2 separate regions of the Homo sapiens genome follow, and region 2 is linked to region 1. The links are chromatin contacts, found by Hi-C or POLR2A ChIA-PET in ENCODE. All regions are on one chromosome and are shown on one strand. The core of a region is the stretch at or near the end of the contact, and the rest is flanking DNA. Distances in the headings are between cores, read along the strand shown.

Region 1 (7,133 bases), core at 2,047-4,546:
TGAATAGTGCCGCAATAAACATACGTGTGCATGTGTGTTTATAGCAGCATGATTTATAATCCTTTGGGTATATACCCAGTAATGGGATGGCTGGGTCAAATGGTATTTCCAGTTCTAGATCCCTGAGGAATCGCCACACTGACTTCCACAATGCTTGAACTAGTTCACAGTCCCACCAACAGTGTAAAAGTGTTCCTATTTCTCCACATCCTCTCAAGCATCTGTTGTTTCCTGACTTTTTAATGATCGCCATTCTAACTGGTGTGAGATGGTATCTCATTGTGGTTTTTATTTGCATTTCTCTGCTGGCTAGTGATGATGAGCATTTTTTCATGTGTTTTTTGGCTGCATAAATGTCTTCTTTTGAGAAGTGTCTGTTCATATCCTTCACCCAGTTTTTGATGGGGTTGTTTGTTTTTTCTTTTACATTTGTTTGAGTTCATTGTAGATTCTGGATATTAGCCCTTTGTGAGATGAGTAGGTTGCAAAAATTTTCCCCCATTTTGTAGGTTGCCTGTGTTTATCTCAATAGATGCAGAAAAGGCCTTTGACAAAATTCAACAGCCCTTCATGCTAAAAACTCTCAATAAATTAGGTATTGATGGGACGTATCTCAAAATAGTAAGACCTATCTATGACAAACCCACAGCCAATATCATTCTGAATGGGCAAAAACTGGAAGCATTCCCTTTGAAAACTGGCACAAGACAGGGATGCCCTCTCTCACCACTCCTATTCAACATAGTGTTGGAAGTTCTGGCCAGGGCAATTAGACAGGAGAAGGAAATAAAGGGTATTCAATTAGGAAAAGAGGAAGTCAAATTGTCCCTGTTTGCAGATGACATGATTGTATATCTAGAAAACCCCATTGTCTCAGCCCAAAATCTCCTTAAGCTGAAAAGCAACTTCAGCAAAGTCTCAGGATACAAAATCAATGTACAAAAATCACAAGCATTCTTATACACCAATAACAGACAAACAGAGAGCCAAATCATGAGTGAACTCCATTCACAATTGCTTCAAAGAGAATAAAATACCTAGGAATCCAACTTACAAGGGATGTGAAGGACCTCTTCAAGGAGAACTACAAACCACTGCTCAAGGAAATAAAAGAGGATACAAACAAATGGAAGAACATTCCATGCTCATGGGTAGGAAGAATCAATATTGTGAAAATGGCCATACTGCCCAAGGTAATTTATAGATTCTATGCCATCCCCATCAAACTACCAATGACTTTCTTCACAGAATTGGAAAAAACTACTTTAAAGTTCATATGGCACCAAAAAAGAGCCCGCATCGCCAAGTCAATCCTAAGCCAAAAGAACAAAGCTGGAGGCATCACGCTACCTGACTTCAAACTATACTACAAGGCTACAGTAACCAAAACATCATGGTACTGGTACCAAAACAGAGATACAGATCAATGGAACAGAACAGAGCCCTCAGAAATAATGCCGTATATCTACAACCATCTGATCTTTGACAAACCTGAACAAACAAGTAATGGGAAAGGAGTCCCTATTTAATAAATGGTGCTGGGAAAACTGGCTAGCCATACGTAGAAAGCTGAAACTGGATCCCCTCCTTACACCTTATACAAAAATTAATTCAAGATGGATTAAAGACTTACATGTTAGACCTAAAACCATAAAAACCCTAGAAGAAAACCTAGGCAATAGCATTCAGGACATAGGCACGGGCAAGGACTTCATGTCTAAAACACCAAAAGCAATGGCAACAAAAGCCAAAATTGACAAATGGGATCTAATTAAACTAAAGAGCTTCTGCACAGCAAAAGAAACTACCATCAGAGTGGTCTCGAACTTCTGACCTCAGGTGATCCGCCCACCTCAGCTTCCCAAAGTGTTGGGATTACAGGCGTGAGCCACTACACCCAGCCAGAATTTTAAAGGTAACTTAATGATGTAACTAATGAATAAACCTGCATTTTCATCCTAGCTCTGGTGCTTATTAGGCAAGCATTTTGCTTAAACTCTCTATGCTCTAGTTTCTTCAACCATAAAATGGGAATAAAAACAATTAATCCCTAAAAAGGGTTTCTGTGAAGATCAAAAGAAAAATCCATTAAAAAAAAAAAAAAAAGAAAACAGCCAGTTCAGCTTGCAACTCAAACAATAATACAAGTACTTTTCCTTGAGACAACTGTCATAGTTTGGTAGGTGGCAAAAGACCTTTATGTATATTTTTCAGAGTATTAAAAGACATACTGCAAGTGTAAGAGAGAAAGGACATATACTGCAAGGGAAAAAGGACAAGTAATGGCTTCATGTTATTACGAAAATTCTTTTGATGTGTCTCAGAAACCTTCAGGGCTTGTACAGCATACTCTGAGAACTGCTGATACACACCATTTTGATGGTGATGAGTGTAGTGGAGAGAGATGTGGTGGGGAGAGGTATAGGGAGGGCATGGGGAGAGTTACAATTCAAATTGGGTGGTCAAGGAATGCTTCAGTGAGAAGGTGACATTTGATAGGTGACATTAAAGGAGGTGAGGAAGTGAGCCCTGTCATATTGTGGGGAACAGTGGCCAAAGAAGAAAGAACAGCAGGTGCAACAGCCCTAAGGTAGGAGCATGCTCAGTGTATTCAAGGAACAGCAAGTAGGCCAGGGCAGCTGGAAAAGTGGACATAGGGAGTAGTAGAAAATGGGGTCATGGGGGATATGAGAGCCAGACTGTGTGTAGGGTCCTGCAGGCCATTATAGAGGACTTAAGCTTTAATTTGAGTTAGCTGGAGAATGCTTGAAGAATTCTAAGTAGAAGAGTAACATGATTTGTTTCCATTGAAGAAGAGACTAAAGCTGAGTTGGAAGGTGTGGTCAAATTCTGTATTTGTAAGGTTTGAACATTTATTCTTGAATAATCCCTGACACACAGTAGGTCTTTAAAATAAGTATGTTAGGTGAAAGAATGTCCTTTACTCCTGTACCTGTCAAAACAGGGTTATGTTAGCCAGTTTTTGCTACAATAACAAACAGCCTCAATAACTCAATGGTTTAAAAGAATAAACATTTATCTCTTGCTTATATTGCTTGAAAGCTGTGTTGGCAGCAGCTCTGGTGGAGTGGAGAGAGGAGAATTAATATTTGGGAACAATAATACAATCTAAAAAGGACACTCTGAGGGTGAGATGAAGCCATAGTCAGTTAATTACAGCCCTACCTGAATTAACACACTTGACTAAATCTTTTGCTTATGGAGCCTGGCGGAGGCCGTCTTACAAGAAGCCTGCTGTCAGAATTGAGTCATCAGCTTGCGTGCATGAAGAACAAATGCTTAGTCCTCCTTCTGCAATGCATTCCAAAAGAACGACCACAAAACCATGGCCTTTTCACCCCAGGAGCACAGAGCTTATCTCCGGGTTGCTCAACCCTGACTACATGTGTTCTGTTTGGGGTCCATGAGTGGAGCCAGACATGGGGTTCTGGGAGAGGGTTTTGGTCACGGTAAGTCCTTAAACCACCAATATCAGAATCCCTTGGTAGGGATGGGGTCTTGCTAACCTCACAGATTCCTGGGCTCCACCCTAGGAATCTTTGGAGGTCAGGCCTGGGATTCTCTGGGTCTTTTATATTCTAAAGAGAAGGGACGTCTTAATAATATGAAGTTGGAAAATGAGCTATATCATGATAGCCTGCTCCTGGCTTCTCTTCCCTTGCCTCTGTTATCATCTGGGAGCAATTATGAATTGGATGCTGGAGCTGGTGTACTGTACCAGGACAGCCTGAGGATGATTGGAGAGGTGGGTAGGGCGATTTTAAAACCTGAGTGACTTTCTTAATTTGAAGTTACATCCATGACCTCACCAGGTCACCAGCAGCCCTGGCTATCTTCTCATTTTTATACCAGACTCATCTGGATTTGGCTGACTGTTAGGCCAATATTAAAAGGAAGCTAGGCTGGGTGTGGTGGCTCATGCCTGTAATCCCAGCTCTTTGGGAGGCCGAGGTGGGTGGATCACTTGAGGCCAGGCATTTGAGACCAGCCTGGCCAACATGGTGAAACCCTGTCTTTACTAAAAATACAAAAATTAGCCAGGCTTGGTGGCATGCACCTGTACTCTCAGCTACTCTGGAGACTGAGGCTGGAGAATCACTTGAACCCGGGAAGCAGAGCTTGCAGTGGGCTGAGATGGCGCCACTGCACTCCAGCCTGGGAGACAGTGTGAGACACTGTCAAAAAACAAACAAACAAAAAACAAACACAAAAAAAGGAAACTAGATAGTTAAATGTCATTCTTTCCCAACCTGGACCCTTTAACCTTGAACCTCAGCCTCTGGGTCTCAATGCATCCTGCTTTTGAGGAATGCTTCCTTAAAAATTTCTCAGCTACCAGGACAGCACAGGTGCCAGGTTCATTTTTGTTGGGTGATTTTGTGCCACCAGAGCTATTGCCCTTTAACCACTTCAAGTGATTAAAAATGGATCGTAGTCCTCCCTTGACCTTCGTTGGTGGAAGTTTCTTTTTTTCAGGACTCATCAAGTTCAAGCAGCTCAGGGACACCTCCACTGAGGCCCTCTTTATGGTCCACAGTGATTTATAGTAGCACTAGAACTTCTCACAAAAGACAAATTAGAACTTCTCACAAAGGACACCTTTTCACCGCTTTGTAGTGCTTCCTTTGAGAAAGAGACTTTTGACCCAGGGCTAAGATGTGGGAGGCAAGTTGTTCCCCTTAAGCCTTATTGGGTGGTAGCCTTTAGGATCACACCCATCTTGGCCTCATGTCCTCCTGAATGCTTCAAAATTGGTCTCTGCTTTTGACATGATTTCTCTTTCTTTGTTTCTCAATTTTGGTTTGTGTGAATTCGTTGTTCCCTGATCAAAGGAACACCATGGAAACACAGTGGGTTTCAGGGAGAGGGTGAGTTTTGAGTGTTTTGCCCATCCTGGGTTTAAGTCAGGTTTGCTTTTCTTTTTTAGAGGATCTCATCAACGGTTCCAAATACTTTAGATTTGGTGGCATTGTTATATTACTAAAATTCTAGTGAAGTCTTTGAGATTTATAATTAAAACAGATGAGACTCTCTATCCTCCAATAAAGAGGAAATAAGACCCTAGAGTCTTAGCAGAGGAAATTGTAGACAGTCTTAGTGAGGGAAATACTGAGAAAAAGAGTGAACATCTACATGGGAAATGGCTAACTTCCAAAGGTCATATAAGGCGAAGCATTTTTGATCAGTGGGATGTGAATTTTCATATTTTTATATGTGATGATTAAATGAGTACAATAAGGAACTAAGAAGTATACTGGTTGCTATTATGAGTTTTTTTCCCTGCCATGTGGCAGGGTTAGGATTAGGCCTGTTATCTGCAGTTTTAATCGCAGATAAACAGAAGGGCTTGTAAAGTTGTTCCTCAAAATGTGTTTCTGCCTGGAGGTTCCTTTGTCCAGAAGCAGTGATTATTAAACACTCACCTAGAGACTGTTAGCATTCCATTCATGCTCAACCCAGCATATTCCGAATCAGTAAGTCTGAGGTGGGTCCTGCTAATATAGACAGAAGGCAGGGAAATACTGGGCAGAAGAGGGCAGGTCTCTGGCAAAGGCCCCATGCTGAAGCCTGGAAATCTGCAGCCCTAAATGGGAACAGGCATTCCTGTTTTCATACCCAAATGTGGCCTTTTGGCCTGCCATGCCTGCCTTCCTATCCTGTACCCATATAAACCCCAGACCCCAGACTCCATGAGCAGCAGAGCAGCAGATTGGTGTAGCAGAGAAGGAGAGAAGAGAAGGAGTGTCTGAACATCAAGAGGAGCTTGGCTGGGGATGGTCAGAGAGGAGATTGGCCGCAGGACAGCCAAACCCCATGGGAAGATCATTTTCCCACTCCATCCCACTGAGAGCCACCCCCTTCACTCAATAAAAATCCCCATATTCACCATCCTTCAAGTCCATGTGACCTGATTCTTTCTGGCCACCAAACAAGGACCCAGGTACCAAGAGGGCAGGGTATAAAAGGACGGCACCCTGACTATACACTGAGCTGGTTTACCACTTAGCCATCCGTGGCTGGTAAGTACTGAAAGAGCATTTTTGTAACACCTCCCTAGATGCTACCATGAGGCCGGAGCCCAAAAGCGCTTACCCCGGCTCCTGCACCTGCCCGTCTGCATGCTCTCCCTCCTGTAAAGGGTTTGAGGTGTTGCAGCCAAGCAAATGAGCCACACTCCTGTCAAAAGTCCCAGGAGGGGGTCAGGGAACTCTCCTATTTCATTGGGAATCTGGGTTGTAAATAAATGCCCGGGCACTCCTGTTGCAGCAGGTCTTATGTTTGGGAAATTCTGAGCTAGAATACTGAGGTCAAATGATTATCAGCTTGTGAACTTGGCTTTGCTCGTTTACCCTGAACCTTGACTCTTGGAAATATGTGACTTTAATTTTAATACATGCTCATGACTCTGGACTCAGATATTCTACTTCTACGCTTCTATCTCAAGGAGAATATTCCAAAGCTGGTATGTGTGGAGACAAGCCTTTGAACACAAAATTATTTGCTATCATAATTTATAAAAGGGCAGTGTTAGAAAATAAATGCTTTTCCAAGAGGGGAATGATTAAGTATGTATGTTAACTCCACTTAACAGAATACTTTGCAGGCTTTACAAAAGATATCTGCTAAGTCTGTATGATTACAAGGAAAATGCTCATGATATAACAAAAAGAAAGATGCAGAATATAAAACGCTTGCAACAAGGTTAAGAAGGGAAAATCCCTCATCTATGCATAGAGGACTGGCAGGTAAGAAATACAACAAAGTGTTAACTGAGGTTGTCTTTGGATAAGGGTATTTGAATGCCTTTGTTCATCTTTACATTTTCTTTAATGATCAATTATTGCTTTTATATTACATACACATATGCATCTATATCTATGCATAGATATAGATATATATTTTGAAAACAGAAGAATTGCATGGATTTGATCATGAAACAGGACCTGGTGCTACAGTGTGTGTGGTTAAGACCAAATTTGTTTCTTTTATTAGGAAGTAAGTGGGTGAGATCAGTGGTGTGCGCCTGCAGGTCGCATATAAGCAATGTCCTCTAGACCAGCAAAAAAGATATGTATGTGACAATATTCAGCCACTGAGACTCTTTCCCTGCA
Region 2 (7,133 bases), core at 1,555-4,054, 42 kb before region 1:
CCCATGGACGCTCCACTCCAGCCATTTCAGACGGCCTTTGAGGCCACAGTCTTCCAAGCCTCATGCATTTGCACATGCAATTTCCTCCACTGGCATATTCCCTGGGGATATGAGTGGAACAGTGATAGCATCTGTGGTCAGAGCAAGGGGGACAGGAAGATGATGTGGTAGAGTGGAGGGTGGCACTTTTAACTAGGGTGGCCAGAAAAGCACACTTGAGAAGGTGACTTTGAGTGAAGGCTGACGGAGATGAGGGAGACAGCCTGCAGATATCTGAGGGAAGAGCATTTCAGGCAGCAGGAACAGCAAGTGTAAAGGCACTGAGGTGGGAATGTGCTTGGTGCCTTCAAGGAATAGTTGGAGTAGGGTGAGCAATAAAGGGATGAGGTGTCTGGAAGTTGGGTGAGGACCATGGAGCTCTTGACCCAAACACTTGCCAGTGTTGCCAGTGGGAATGAGTGACCTGAGCCAGAAGGTTGGCTGTGAAATGCTTGGAGGTTGCAACACTTTGCTTATAATGCAGATGAGTGTAAGAGTGGTTCTGAAAGTGTCAGGCTCTAGACTTTACTTTCTCCCAACCTGCATCCACACAGTCTCAACAAAGCCATTTTACTAGAATTTGACACCCTGATGACTAAAAAACCAGACATCTTTGAGGAGGCATTAATGTTTAGTTAGAGTCCAGGACTGGGTAAGTAATCCTCATCCTCAGGAGCCTCCGGGGTGCTTAACCCATACCTGATCTATCATGTTCTCCATAGCAATTTATTTTATCAGCTCTTCCCATTCCCATTTTATAAACATTTATGGTAATGCCATATATAGATCTTTCAAGTGCTTGGACAAAATTGTGAATTAAGGTGTCAAACTTCTCCTCCACCTTTTTATTGTGGTAAAGTATACACAACATGAAATTTACTATTTTAACCATTTTTAAGTACATAGTTCTGTGGCATTAAGTACATTCACACAGTTGGGCAACCATCACCAGAACTTCATCCTTCCCAACAGAAGCTCTGTATCCTTTAAGCACTAACTCCCCCTCATTTTGCTTTCTGTCTCTATCAATTTGACCACTCCAGGAACTTCATACAAAAGAAATCATACAATGTTTTGTGTACTGGCCTTTGTGACTGGCTTATTTCACTTGGCAGAGGTCTCCAAGTTTATCCATCTTGTAGCATATATCAAAATTTCCTTCCTTTTTAAAGCTGAACAATATTCCATTGTATGTTTGTGCCACATTTTGTTTATTCTTTCATTCATGGATAGGCACTTGGGTTGCTTCCACCTTTTGACTCTCGTGAATAATATTGTTATGAACATGGGTGTACAGGTATCTGCTCTCACTTCTTTCTCTTCCCTTCTTTAAAGGTAGTCTTTGAGCAGAAGCACCTCTTGGCTGCTTGAATCCATCTGGATGGCTGCCCTTCTCCCTTGTCTTGACTTGGCTTTATTATCAATTGATGATGAAGTCTGTTTCTGATGAGCTCAACCCTCAGCCACCAGAAAATTAGGCTCTGAATGATATATACAGAAATAAATGTGTGATGACTTTTCTAATGTCACTCCTTGGGAAATCACTAGCACTGCTAGAAACAGAGACTAGGGATTTCCCCAGGGCTGGGCCTTCTCATTCTCAGATGGTGGCCCCTTAGGGGTCAAAGCCACAGAAGATGGCCAGTATTCTGCCTGGGAGAGTCAGTGGGCACCTCCCAGCCAGGGCTCCTGGACATCTCTTCGGAGATCCTGGTCCATTGGCTGCAGCAGAGCCTGGATGAAGCCAAGGCCGTGGTTTCAGCTGCCCCTGGGCCAACCCTCCTGACTCAGTGGCTATAGACTGCATTGCTACTCTCAGGCAGCTGACCTAAACAGCACTTGGACTTGAACAAACAAAATGAAAATTGTAAAAGAAATTTATAATAGAAAAAAATCACATGTTTTCAAAATAGAGGATGCCCAAATATGAGAGAGAATGGAATGAACTGAACAAACATGGGTGTTGGAATCAGCCAGATATAGATCAAGACATGGGTCTTATCAGCCATGGGGTTTGTGCAAGCCATCCAAATTCTGTGAGCCTCAGCTTCCCCATTTACAAATGGATATAGGGTCATTAAATGAAAAAAAAATAAAAAACATGAAACTTGCTTTTATTGAGCAGACCTTATTGCATATTAGAATCACCTGGAGAACTTTTAAAACCTAGGATGTCTGGGTATGACTCCTAGAGATACTGATTTAATTGGTCAGGGGCACCGATAGTGTTTATAAAACTCCCCAGGTGATTTTAATGTGCAGTCAAGGTGGCATATAACTGGCCTAGAGTGTAGCAGACCCTCCTCAAATATTAGCTTTCCTCAGTCCTCCTCCCATGCCTGCAAAAACTCTAGAAAGCACATGCCCTCCCTCACATGGAATAGCCTTGGCATCAGCTGCCTTGGTTCATATCACAGCTCTGTGCCAGTGACCAGGGTTCCTAACATAGCCGAGCCTCAATTTCCTCAATGGTAAGATGGGATTGATGACAGAAACCACTTCTAGTTTTCTGTGAAGATTAGAAGAGATAACGCATGGCTTGGAGTTAGAGAGTACACAATAAATGTCAGCTCTTATTGTGAGCATGGTCAGTGTCAAGTCAAGAATCCCATCATTTCCACTGCAGCCAGCCCTTCTCACCCCCTCCCTCCCCAAACCCCAAAGCAGAGAAACCAACCCTCCTGTTCCCTGCAGAGGGCTGGTCAGTTCCAGCTCTCCTGCTGAGCCATGTTCCTAGGAGATGCCTGGTGAGAACTTGGGATCAGATTGAGTCAGAGGTATTTGTAGACTTGACTCACCAGGTCTTAAAACCAGAAGATTGCCCTGTGGGTCTCATGACATTCCTGGAAAATAAAAGAAGTGAATATTATTGGGCTGAGTTCATCAGACACTCAGCCCTCCCTTTTGTATGCCGGTGCTTCTGAAGAGAGCAGGCAGCAACTTAGCCAAGTCTGAACCATCAAAGGCAATGGCCTGGTTGCAGTGCAGGGAGATGTTGCTTCTCCTGAAGACAGGTCTGTTCCTCTTTCCATTCCTCTTCTCTTCCAGTCCCCCAAGGCTATCGACTTTCTCCTCCTTCCAGGTTCCTGGGAAAATGTTTCTGAGGGCTGCCTCTGGTGAGGTGTGTCAGAGCTGAGCTATTTTCGAGGGCTGGGTGTGGGCTGGGAAGGGGCCACCCATATTCCAAAGAATAAGAAAGGGAAAGTTCCCCTTCTGGAGCCAGGATTTCTGGAACCTTGCACTGAAGCCCCAGCCAGGTAGGGGACCCATTTCTCTGAGGCCTTCTTTCCCCACACTGCGTCACATCCCTAACAATAGTAAGTCCTGTTGTTTCCACATCCCAACTATCTCTAGAATCTACTTCTCTGTATCTCCAGAGCCACAACCCTAGCAAAAGCCACTGCCATTTTATAATTTCTCACCTGCAACTGCAACCTCCTGTTTCTACTGTTTCTATTCTCTCTACCCTTGTCTTCCCAACCTGCCACCGGCAGGCAGGTAAAATTTTCAAAATATAAAACTGATCATGACACATACACGCATATGCACATTTAAGCTTAATACTCTTTCAAAGCTTCACATTGCTCTTGGGATAAAGGCAAAACCTCTAACAAGTCTGACAAGGTCATGTAGATCAAGATTTGGTTTGGCTATGAGTGACAGAAAACCCAAGTTAATAGGGGTTTGAATAGATAAGGTTTTCTTTTCTATGTGAAGAGTCTGCATTTCAACCAGTGAGGATTGGCACAGCAACTCCTTAAAGTGATGGGGGACTCAGACTACTTGAGTTATCTGCTCTGTCATCCTTAGTATGCAGTTTTCACTTCACAATCCAAGAGGGCTGCTTGAGCTCCAGCCATTGCAACCAAATCTCAGCTCACAGGAAGGAGGAATTGCACACAGCACTTCTACTTGCATCCTTCTGTGCAGAATTTAGTCACATGGCTACAGGTAGCTGAAAGAGAGGCTGGAAAATGTAATAATATTTTTTTCCAAGTGGCCATAGCCCACCAAAAATGGAGGAAGAAGGGGAGAATAGATATTGAGTGATAACTGGCAGTGTAAATCATATAGTACTCCTCTCCTGAGCATCATTATACCTCATGCCTTCTTCCCTTGGCTCTCTCCACTCCAGACACACTGGCTTTCTCCAGATGTTCCACACATTTGCAATACTCCCTCCTGCCATAGGCCCTTGCTCATGCTTCAGTGTTCTCTCCTCCCTCCTACTTAATTACTAATCCTTCAGAACTCCACTCAAGCAGAGTTCCCTCAAAGAACCTTCCAGAGGTCAGATCCTCATATTTAGAAGGGATTTTTTATCCTCCTCTTGTATGTTTAGCTTATAACATGTAGATTCTGTCACTGTTGCAATCACACATTTGTTTTGTATGACTATTTTCTGCACATCATCTGTCCCATGATGAGGACAGAATTTAGGCTTGGTTTTGTGCACTATGGAGCATCCTGCCTGGCACACAGTAGGTGCTCAATAAGTATTTCTTGAATGAATCAATGAATAAATTTAGATATTACCTAAAATGTATTAAAGGGGGACCAAGAATTAGGCAAAGGGTTTTCCTGGGGCAAGTCATAGGGAGTGGCTGAGAGGGGTTGGGAGATGCATTCTAAATAGTCCATCCAAATCTAGTAGGCTTTAGGTGTGGCAGAGAAAGTGTTGACCTGGAACTCAGAAGACCTGTTTTCTGATCTCAGCTCAGCCATCAACAGCTGGGCCACTGCCTAGAGACAGAAATGGTCAGATGTTGGGTATATTTTGAAGGTAGAGTTGACAACAATTGCTGACAGATTGGATGTGGGAATTGAGGGAAAGAGAAGGGTCAAGGATTAGTCCTGGGTGTTTGGCTGAACACACAGAAGGCCATTTATGGAGAAGGGGAAGACAGTGAAAGGAATAGCTTTTAAGGAGAGGGTCTGAAACTCTTATTTGCAAATGAGCCACATGTTCCCATAGCCAGATGCACACTTCAACTCTTCCACAGAGGAAGCCTAAGCCCCAGGCTGGGGGGTGTCAGTGGTGGAGAATACTAAATGGATGTAAAAAAAGTTAACTGAACCCCACCCCATCCCCCCAGAAAATGCCCAAACAACTGGACTTTCAAGGTGCATAGTTACCAGCCAAGTTATTCAGCTTAACTCAGCAACAAGATTGAAGAGAAAGTGGTCAGAAGACCTTGATACTAGGCTTGGTAGGAAGCAGTCACTTTGGGCTCAAAAGTCAGTGATGAGGGAAGGCATATCCATGCATAGTCACTGCAGAAATCTTTGAAAATTAAGAAAATTACAATCCCAGTACATGCCTCACATGCCTAACATCACCATGTATTTTCTCCCAATCTTTATTGTACACATTTTCCTGTAAGCAGTGGCACTCATCTGAATAATGTGATTTGGCAATTTCCCTTTCTCACTAAACATTATCATACATGTTTCTAAGTTGCTTTCTAAACAGGCTGTACTGATCTACTCAACTAGAATCAGTATATTAGAATGCTTCTCTCCTGGCAATCTTGTTCACAATGAGCGTTAGCAAAAGAATACTTTGACAATTTTATAAGTGAGAAATAGTAATTCATTATTATTTTAATTTGCAGGTTTAAAAAAATTTCTAGAGAGCCTGAACACTTCTCAAATGCTTGTTAGTTACATTTTTTTTTCAAGTGACCTTTGCAAAGATATTTCTAGACGTGGAAGGAACCAGAATAACCAATATTTAGTTAAATCCCACTTCCTTCACCTCAAGAAGCAGCATCTCTCCCTTCAAAAACCAACCATATGTATGAGGGGGATGGGGGTGGCAAAGCAGAGAGAAAGAAGTGCTGTGGTAGAAAGTTTGCACTCAACTGCTGCGTGGCAATGGCTCACCGCCAGCCTCTAGTCCACCTTCTTGTGAATGAGGGTGAAAGCTTTATAAGCAAATCAGTGCTAACTATAGCTGGTGGATGTCTGCTGTGCAGCTCTTTTGGATTTCCGCCCTAATCTGATCTGCCATCTGGGTTTTGATATGCACAGAGAGGCAGTCTGTTTTGGTGAGATCTACACCCCGTGTGCTCTCCCACTGACTCTGTGGGAGGACAGAGAGTCCACAGCCCGATCTGCTCCTTCAGGTAGGGACTCTGCCTGGTTTGGCTGTGTCTTAGAATATAGTGTAGCACCTGGCACACAGTAGGTTCTTATACATATTTGTTCTGTGACTGAGTGATCAGGATCCTGAAGGGATAACTAGGAGAGAGGAGACGCTGTTCTCTCTGTTCTCACTTCTATTCTCAGCTGTGTCACTAAACAGTAAGTCACTTTCTCTCACTGGCCTCTACTTCCTCGTTTTAAGCAATTAATCCAAAACGGCAGCAAAGATTTCTTCTAACTCTGAAATTGTGTGAAAACTTTTAACCCATCTTTGCTTTAGTTTCTTCATCTATGAAATAGGCAGGATGAAAATGTCAATCTCCTATGAGGGTACCCGATAAAATACAGGATGCACAGTTAAATTTGAATATCAGATAAACAAGAAACACATTTTTTCAAAGTATAAATATGTACCCAATATTGCATAGGTTCGATAAATAACTGGAGTGCTGGATGACCAAACAACATGCAGCTGGATCTGTTTATTGCATTTAGAGTTGTGTTTCTAGACTATGATGATTACATGGTGTTCAATCAACAAGTATTTATTAAGAATCTACTATACTCCAGGCACTGTTGAGGCCCTGGTGATACAGCAGAGAATGAAATAAGCAATGTCCCTGTTTTCACTGGGCTTAAATTCTAGCTAACAAAAGGTTCACAAAATGTCATGTAGTCTTCATGCTCAGAAGGCTAGCAAAGCAGGCTAAGGGCCAGAGACCATGTGGAGGGCTGAGAAAGGGAGTTAAGGAGGCTGAGGAACCCAACTCTGTGCACCTGAAAGCCCCCAACCTCCACACAGACCTGTGTTTGTACAGCAAGACTGTGATATTATTTTGTAGCAATCCCCAAAGCTGCATAAAAATGTCATTGATTCAAAAAGCTCGTGCACCAAATTTGGGATAAAATGAGCAGTAGCTTGGATGGAAGAGACCTATAAATCATTT

Evidence for each region. Hi-C counts contacts between places; a loop is a spot of excess contacts on that map. ChIA-PET counts read pairs that join two places held with the same protein, here RNA polymerase II (POLR2A). Pooled maps may share reads with other maps.
Region 2: a loop to region 1 is called in a map of mammary epithelial cell, with 2.6 times the contacts of the local background. The contact joins two enhancer-like sites. A Hi-C loop is called at or near these places in 4 of 168 maps with a recorded cell type or tissue (IMR-90, MCF 10A, endothelial cell of hepatic sinusoid and 1 more), 1 of 37 single-sample maps with no recorded cell type and 4 of 50 pooled maps. POLR2A ChIA-PET finds 5 or more read pairs at or near these places in 6 of 52 experiments (AG04449, AG04450, GM10248 and 3 more).

Annotation. Positions count from the first base shown.
Region 1 is chr6:45,694,480-45,701,612 of GRCh38, forward strand. No RefSeq gene overlaps it. Among named protein-coding and RNA genes, the nearest start is that of RUNX2-AS1, 120 kb to the left of the region's middle. RefSeq lists an enhancer at 7,026-7,133. Within about 2 kb of position 3,297, at least 2 of the 41 ENCODE cell types and tissues checked have a DNase peak (open chromatin) inside an H3K27ac peak, as active enhancers do; they include PC-3, where a contact is called at or near this core.
Region 2 is chr6:45,653,192-45,660,324 of GRCh38, forward strand. No RefSeq gene overlaps it. Among named protein-coding and RNA genes, the nearest start is that of RUNX2-AS1, 80 kb to the left of the region's middle. RefSeq lists an enhancer at 2,505-3,704. Within about 2 kb of position 2,805, at least 2 of the 41 ENCODE cell types and tissues checked have a DNase peak (open chromatin) inside an H3K27ac peak, as active enhancers do; they include PC-3, where a contact is called at or near this core.